2 separate regions of the Homo sapiens genome follow, and region 1 is linked to region 2. A link is a loop called in an ENCODE intact Hi-C map of the cell type or tissue named here. Cell type or tissue: A673. All regions are shown on one strand. Links, peaks and the distances in the headings refer to the core of each region. The heading gives the core; the rest is flanking DNA. Region 1 has its middle 13 kb from the start of SLC46A2. Region 2 overlaps SUSD1 (sushi domain containing 1).

Evidence for each region. Peaks named below come from ENCODE experiments on the same cell type or tissue, not always from the same donor. Only the 100,000 strongest peaks of a DNase experiment are listed, where the experiment ranks them.
Region 1: a loop joins it to region 2, with 3 times the contacts of the local background. A loop is called at or near these places in 4 of 110 quality-filtered maps.

What each region holds. Positions count from the first base shown.
Region 1 is chr9:112,901,932-112,904,846 of GRCh38, reverse strand. No RefSeq gene overlaps it. Among named protein-coding and RNA genes, the nearest start is that of SLC46A2, 13 kb to the right of the region's middle. In A673, for the core only: CTCF peaks have their summits at 1,324 and 1,529 (motif pointing right); a DNase peak (open chromatin) is centred at 1,516.
Region 2 is chr9:112,096,118-112,099,032 of GRCh38, reverse strand. SUSD1 (sushi domain containing 1) reads left to right here. Exons shown (of 17, transcript NM_022486.5): 10 at 371-563. Among named protein-coding and RNA genes, the nearest start is that of LINC02977, 57 kb to the right of the region's middle. RefSeq lists enhancers at 1-380, 381-1,300 and a silencer at 1,022-1,141. In A673, for the core only: a CTCF peak has its summit at 1,113 (motif pointing left); a DNase peak (open chromatin) is centred at 1,102.

The DNA of each region.
Region 1 (2,915 bases), core at 188-2,687, 810 kb before region 2:
ACATCATGCATTGGGGTTTTTTTTTTTTTTAGTTTTTAGTTCTTGTAGAGACAGGGTCTCACTGTATTGCCCAGGCTAATCTCAAACCCCTGGGCTCAAGTGATCCTCCCACCGTGGCCTCCCAAAGTGCTGGGATTACAGGTGTGAGCCACCGCACCTGGCCAAGAGTTCATGTTGGATATGGAAGAGATTGTTGGCTCCAGTTGGGGTCAGTGACAGACTCCTGAACTGAGGGGCTCCAGTGTCTGATCCCTTTTCTCAGCACAGAATAGGTGTTCCAGTATCTCAGTACTCAGAGGCAGTGAAAGAGTGAGAGATTGAGCCCTATCCTCTACCTCTACAGCAAAACTGAGGCCACAGCTAGAAAGGGTTGAGGACTGAATTTACCAAAACAGAGTGCTAGGAGCTTGGGGTTTTGGAAAAGGACGAATTGTGGACAAGTTGAGGATTGAACTGTCTACATTGGAAGAGAATGAGCAGTTATTTGTCATCTGGACCCAAATCCCCAAAAAAGTCTAGGCCTGGGCTTGGCTGATCTTCTACATGACAGAGGGACAGAGTCAAGCATCTCTGCTTTCAGACGTCAGTTACAGCAGGTCTCATTTTCATAGTGAAAATTGGTAAGTTTGAGAAAATTCACCCCACACAATATTTTCCCAAGACATGTTCAGTGGAAAAGTATTTATCTTTACATAGTTTAAAAGCTCAAAACTGTCCAGAAAACAAGACAAAGGTCTCCCTTAGGGTGTCCTCTTCCCATATAACATCTCATCTACATCTGGCCCATCTCACCTTCTTCCCAGCAGCCTTCTCCAGCTCAAAGAGAGGCCAGCCCTCCATCTCTTCCTCTTTACTGTACGATGTTCCATTACTTGCTCACCATCTCTCTCTCTCTCTCTGTCCTAATTTGTTTTTGTTTTTTTGTTTTTTGTTTTTTGTTTTGAGACAGGGTCTCACTCTGTTGCCGAGGCTGGAGTGCAATGGCACAATCTCAGCTCACTGCAACAACCTCCGCCTCCCAGGTTCAAGCAATTCTCACACCTCAGCCTCCTGAGTAGCTGAGATTACAGGCACATGCCTGTAATTTTTGTATTTTTAGTAGAGATGGGGTTTCACCATGTTAGCTAGGCAGGTCTCAAACTCGTGACCTGAAGTGATCTGCCGGCCTCCGCCTCCCAAAGTGCTGGGATTACAGGTGTGAGCCACCGCCCCCGGCCTCTCTGTCCTAATTATTTAATCAGTTCCTCGCTACTCGCTCCTCTCTCTGAGACTAAAATCCTTCCCAATAACCACGTTAAACAGTGTTCCTCCTGAAAACACACCTCCAGTGTACTTTGTCACATGTACCCGTAAGCTTTTGTTCATGTATCTGTGTTCACCAAAAACTTGTGACCTCCTTGAGGGACAGAGACGCCATGTTGCCCAAGGACATCATAGTCTATGTGAGTAGTGTTGGGTGGCGCACGTGATGGAATGAACGAACAATGATGAATGGCCAAGAGGAACATTTCCTCAGCTCGCTAGGTGGCGCTCAGGCATTTTTCAACTACACGATGTGGCAATGGTTCAGAGGTTGACCACAGCAATCCGGTGAGCTCACTACCATTTTCTTAACTAAGTAAACCTTTATTGCAAGGACCCTGGAATTATAGACTCAGATTCTAAAAGAAGCTTTGGGTTTTCGTAGCCTCGGGATAAAACATCTCTGGTGGAAGGAGTACAATTCTCACTTAAACAGCTCTATCTACTCAGTCATTTGTTCATGTATTCACCCAAGAGGCATTCATTGAGCACTTATGTGCCAGGCACGATGCTCCCTACTGAGGATGCAGGTGGGGAAAAAAAGGAAAAGACGTGATCTCTGTACCCAGGGAACTTTCAGGCATTAATCAAAAATTCATACAAATATCATTACATTATAACGATGGAAAGAGCTACACATGAGAGGTACATGCTGCTATGAGAACATCTAACAGACCAAGACAGGAAGTTCAAGGAAGGCTTCTTTGAGAATGGGATGGTTGAGCTAACATCTAAAGGGAGAGTGGACGCTCATTAGAGAAAATGGAAATAGGATGTCATAAACAGAGATAAAAGCATGTTCTAAGGCCCTGAGGGGAGTTGGAGGAAGTGAATGATGGAGACCTGGTGGGTGGACCATTGTGAGCAAGGGGCCATGTCATGTGAGATGAGGCTGAAGAGTTAGGGAGGGTCAGAGCCGGTAAGCCCATCATAATTCGGATTTTGGTCTTTATTCCAAGAGTAGCTGGAAGTCATTGAAAGGTTATAAGCAGAGAAATGACAATCATATCTGTGCTTTGAAAAGATCATTTTGGCTGCCATATGGCTAACGCATTGGAGAGGGCCTTAGGGATGGACAAACAAGTTAGGAGATGATTGTAGTGAAGCAGGAGAGAGAAGCTGGTGGCTTGTACTAAGGTAGGTTTGGAAAGCTCTGACTATTAAAAATTCCTTCCTTACACCAAACCAAAACTTACATCCAGTGGTCCCAGCTCTTTGCTCTGGGACCACAAAGAACCAGTCAATTCCACATCAATGTGGCAGTATTTAAGTAGCTTAAGGAATGTATTGTGCTTCCACCTCTTCCACTCTACCCCACCTTGCCCCCATTACTTAATCCTCCTTTCTTGGGTTTAAAAAGCACAAGTCTTTAAACAGGATCTCAGATAACCTGTATATGAATTCCCTTCACTGCCCCTTCTCAGGACAATCTCAATTGGCCAATGAAGACTAAATCCTTCAGTAAACCAAAGCTCCTGGAGATTAAAATGAACACAGAAAATAGGATTGATATTTTAAAGTCATAATTACAGCAAGAAAACAAACTAAAAATAGTAAAACCTACAACCTGACAATTAGAAAATTATAATTTTACATTTGACATCTTCATCAGG
Region 2 (2,915 bases), core at 99-2,598:
AGAGAGAGAGAGAGAGAACGAAGTATTCAGAAGGGAAGGAGGAAAAAAAATAATTTTGCCCATTAGCTCCAATGTAATCTCTTTCACTTGCGTTATAATCAAGGGATTATTTTGGAATAGACTAATATTTTCTTCATCTGAGATGTAGTTATGCATATTAAGCTTGGTCCTATACCTGATTGTGAGGACAGGTAAGGTAGCTTTGTCAAGTCCTTCCTCAGGTTAGCTTGCTATTGTCTTAAAAGTAATTCTAAGTGGGCAAGGATAAATAAAAGGAACTTTCTTGTTTTAACTCCATTTTGCTAATAGTCTAGGCACCTGTTAGTCAATGGAAAATCTAATGTAACACTTTCTTTTAATCTCATGACAGTTTACCGTTCTGGGTCAGAGGTGGTATCTGGCTAACTTTTCTCATGCAACATCGTTTAACTTCACAACGAGGGAACAAGTGCCTGTAGTGTGTTTGGATCTGTACCCTACGACTGATTATACGGTGAATGTGACCCTGCTGAGATCTCCTAAGCGGCACTCAGTGCAAATAACAATAGCAACTCCCCCAGCAGGTGGGTGTAGACGTCTTTCTTTTTTGTGCCTCAGGACAAATTACCTATGTGAATTGAGCAGTGTGGGCGGGCATAAGAGTGCTAGTTTGGGAGTCAAGAGACAGGGGTTCCAGTTCTAACAAACTTTGTTAGCTGCGTCTGGGGTTCAGGATGCCTGAATCTTACCACTTATCCCCTTCCCTGAAGGGTACTGGCTCATAGAGGGCACAGACCAAGGATAGACTGATTTATTCAGAGCTCCCTGGGAGTCCTAAGTTGAGAATTCCATAAAGCATTTTATCTCTCACCCCAAATTTAAGACAACTGAACCCTAAGGGTATTCATTATCGGCAAGTAGAACGAACTTCCAGGAGACCAGAAACGTGGGTCCCACAGTGTCAGGCACTGGCAGGCAATACAGCCTCAGGACTAGGCCACGCATAAGCAAATTAACTTGACATAGAGAACAGAGGCCTGATTAAGGTCAGGCTCCTTAGAAATTCTTCCCTTGCAGTCTTTTGAGGAAGCCACATAGGTGCCAGCTGTATTAACTCCACAGCTCCCCCTAGTGGGATGGCTGTGGTGCAGCCATCACTACTATTTCTTTTGTTCTTTAATCCTGTGGGTTTATCAGACAAATTTACGGGCAACCAGAAGAGGCTACCCCTTTGAAGGAAAGCAGCAGAAGAGGGTAGGTCCTGCTGCTACCTCCCTGAAGCCGCTCTGTGATATTCACCTCTGCTCTTTGTGGGTCAGGGTGGGCAGTTTGGCCTTTGCATTTAGAAGACTCTGGGCCGGGTGCGGTGGCTCACGACTGTAATCCCAGCACTTTGGGAGGCCGAGGCTGGCAGATCACCTGAGGTCAGGAGTTCGAGACTAGCCTGGCTAACATGATGAAACCCTGATTCTACCAAAAATACAAAAAATTAGCTGGGCATGGTGGTGTGTGCCTGTAATCCCAGCTACTCGGGAGGCTGAGGCAAGAGAATCACTGAACCCGGGAGGCAGAGGTTGCAGTGAGCCGAGATTGCGCCATTGCACTCTAGCTTGGGCAACAAGAGCCAAACTCCATCTCAAAAAAAAAAAAAAAAAAAAGACTCTGAAATGTGTTAGACACTCATGAGAGCCACGTAGCACCTGAGGCTGAAAATTAATTTTTTTTTTTTGAGATGGAGTCTCGCTCTGTCACCCAGGCTGGAGGGCCAGGTGCCATCTTGGCTCACTGTAACCTCCACCTCCTGGGCTCAAGTGATCCTCCTGCCTCAGCCTCTTGAGTAGCTGGGACTACAGGCGCATACCACCATGCCCAGCTAATTTTTGTATTTTTAGTAGATACAGGGTTTCACCATGTTGGCCAGGCTGTTCTCGAACTCCTGACCTCAAGTGAGGTCTTCCAATTCAGCCTCCCAAAGTGCTGGGATTACAAGTGTGAGCCACCGTGTCTGGCTTCAGTTTTTATCCTATTTTTTTTATCAGATTGAGCCTGGCACCTTGTCCTGTCTGTATCAGCAGAGTTTGCACAAGGAGCACCTCATGACATCATAAACCTACCCCCCAACACATTTTCAGCTGCATAGTAATGCTCGCAAATTGAATATGAATTCCCTCCAATTATTAAATTCTTAGAGAAATAAAAATCTATAAATAAAATCTAGCTGGGTGCAGTAGCTCACGTCTAATTCCAGCACTATGGGAGGCCAAGGCGGGTGGATTGCTTGAGCTCAGGAGTTTGAGACCAGCCTGGGCAACATAGTGAAACTCTGTCTCTATAAACAATACAAAAATTAGCTGGGTGTGGTGGCATAAGCCTGTGGTCCCAGCTACTTGGGAGGCTGAGGTGGGAGAATCTCTTGAGTCTAGGAGGTTGAGGCTGCAGGGAGCCGAGATTGCGCCACTGCACTTCAGCCTGGGCAATAGAGCAAGATCTCCTCAGATAAAGAAATAAGAATAAATAAATCCACCTCTCCTTGTAAAATAAACTAAAATGTAAAGGCATGAAGTCCCCAGTTTTTTCTATCCTACATCTTTTCTGCTGAGTCTTGGCCAGAGTGTCCTGCTGAGTGGAGAGTGTGTTCTAGCTGTTGAAACCTAGGAATCTTGTTTTGTAATAGATGCTACTCCTTTGGTGTATAGGAGACTGGCAAATGCTGAGGTTTTGAGGCAGGCACATACTTGGCATATTCTAGGAATGTCATGGAAACCAGTATGGCTGGAGCAGAGAGCTGGGGACAGTGGTGAGAGATGAGGTCTAAACTCTAGCATGAGTATAATAAATGAGAGGCCCATGGTGTCAGGTTCAGAAAGAAGCCTGTTGTTACCTTCTCCTTTGCCTCCCTAAATTACTAGTAGTAAGTATAATGTAGCATGCCATAG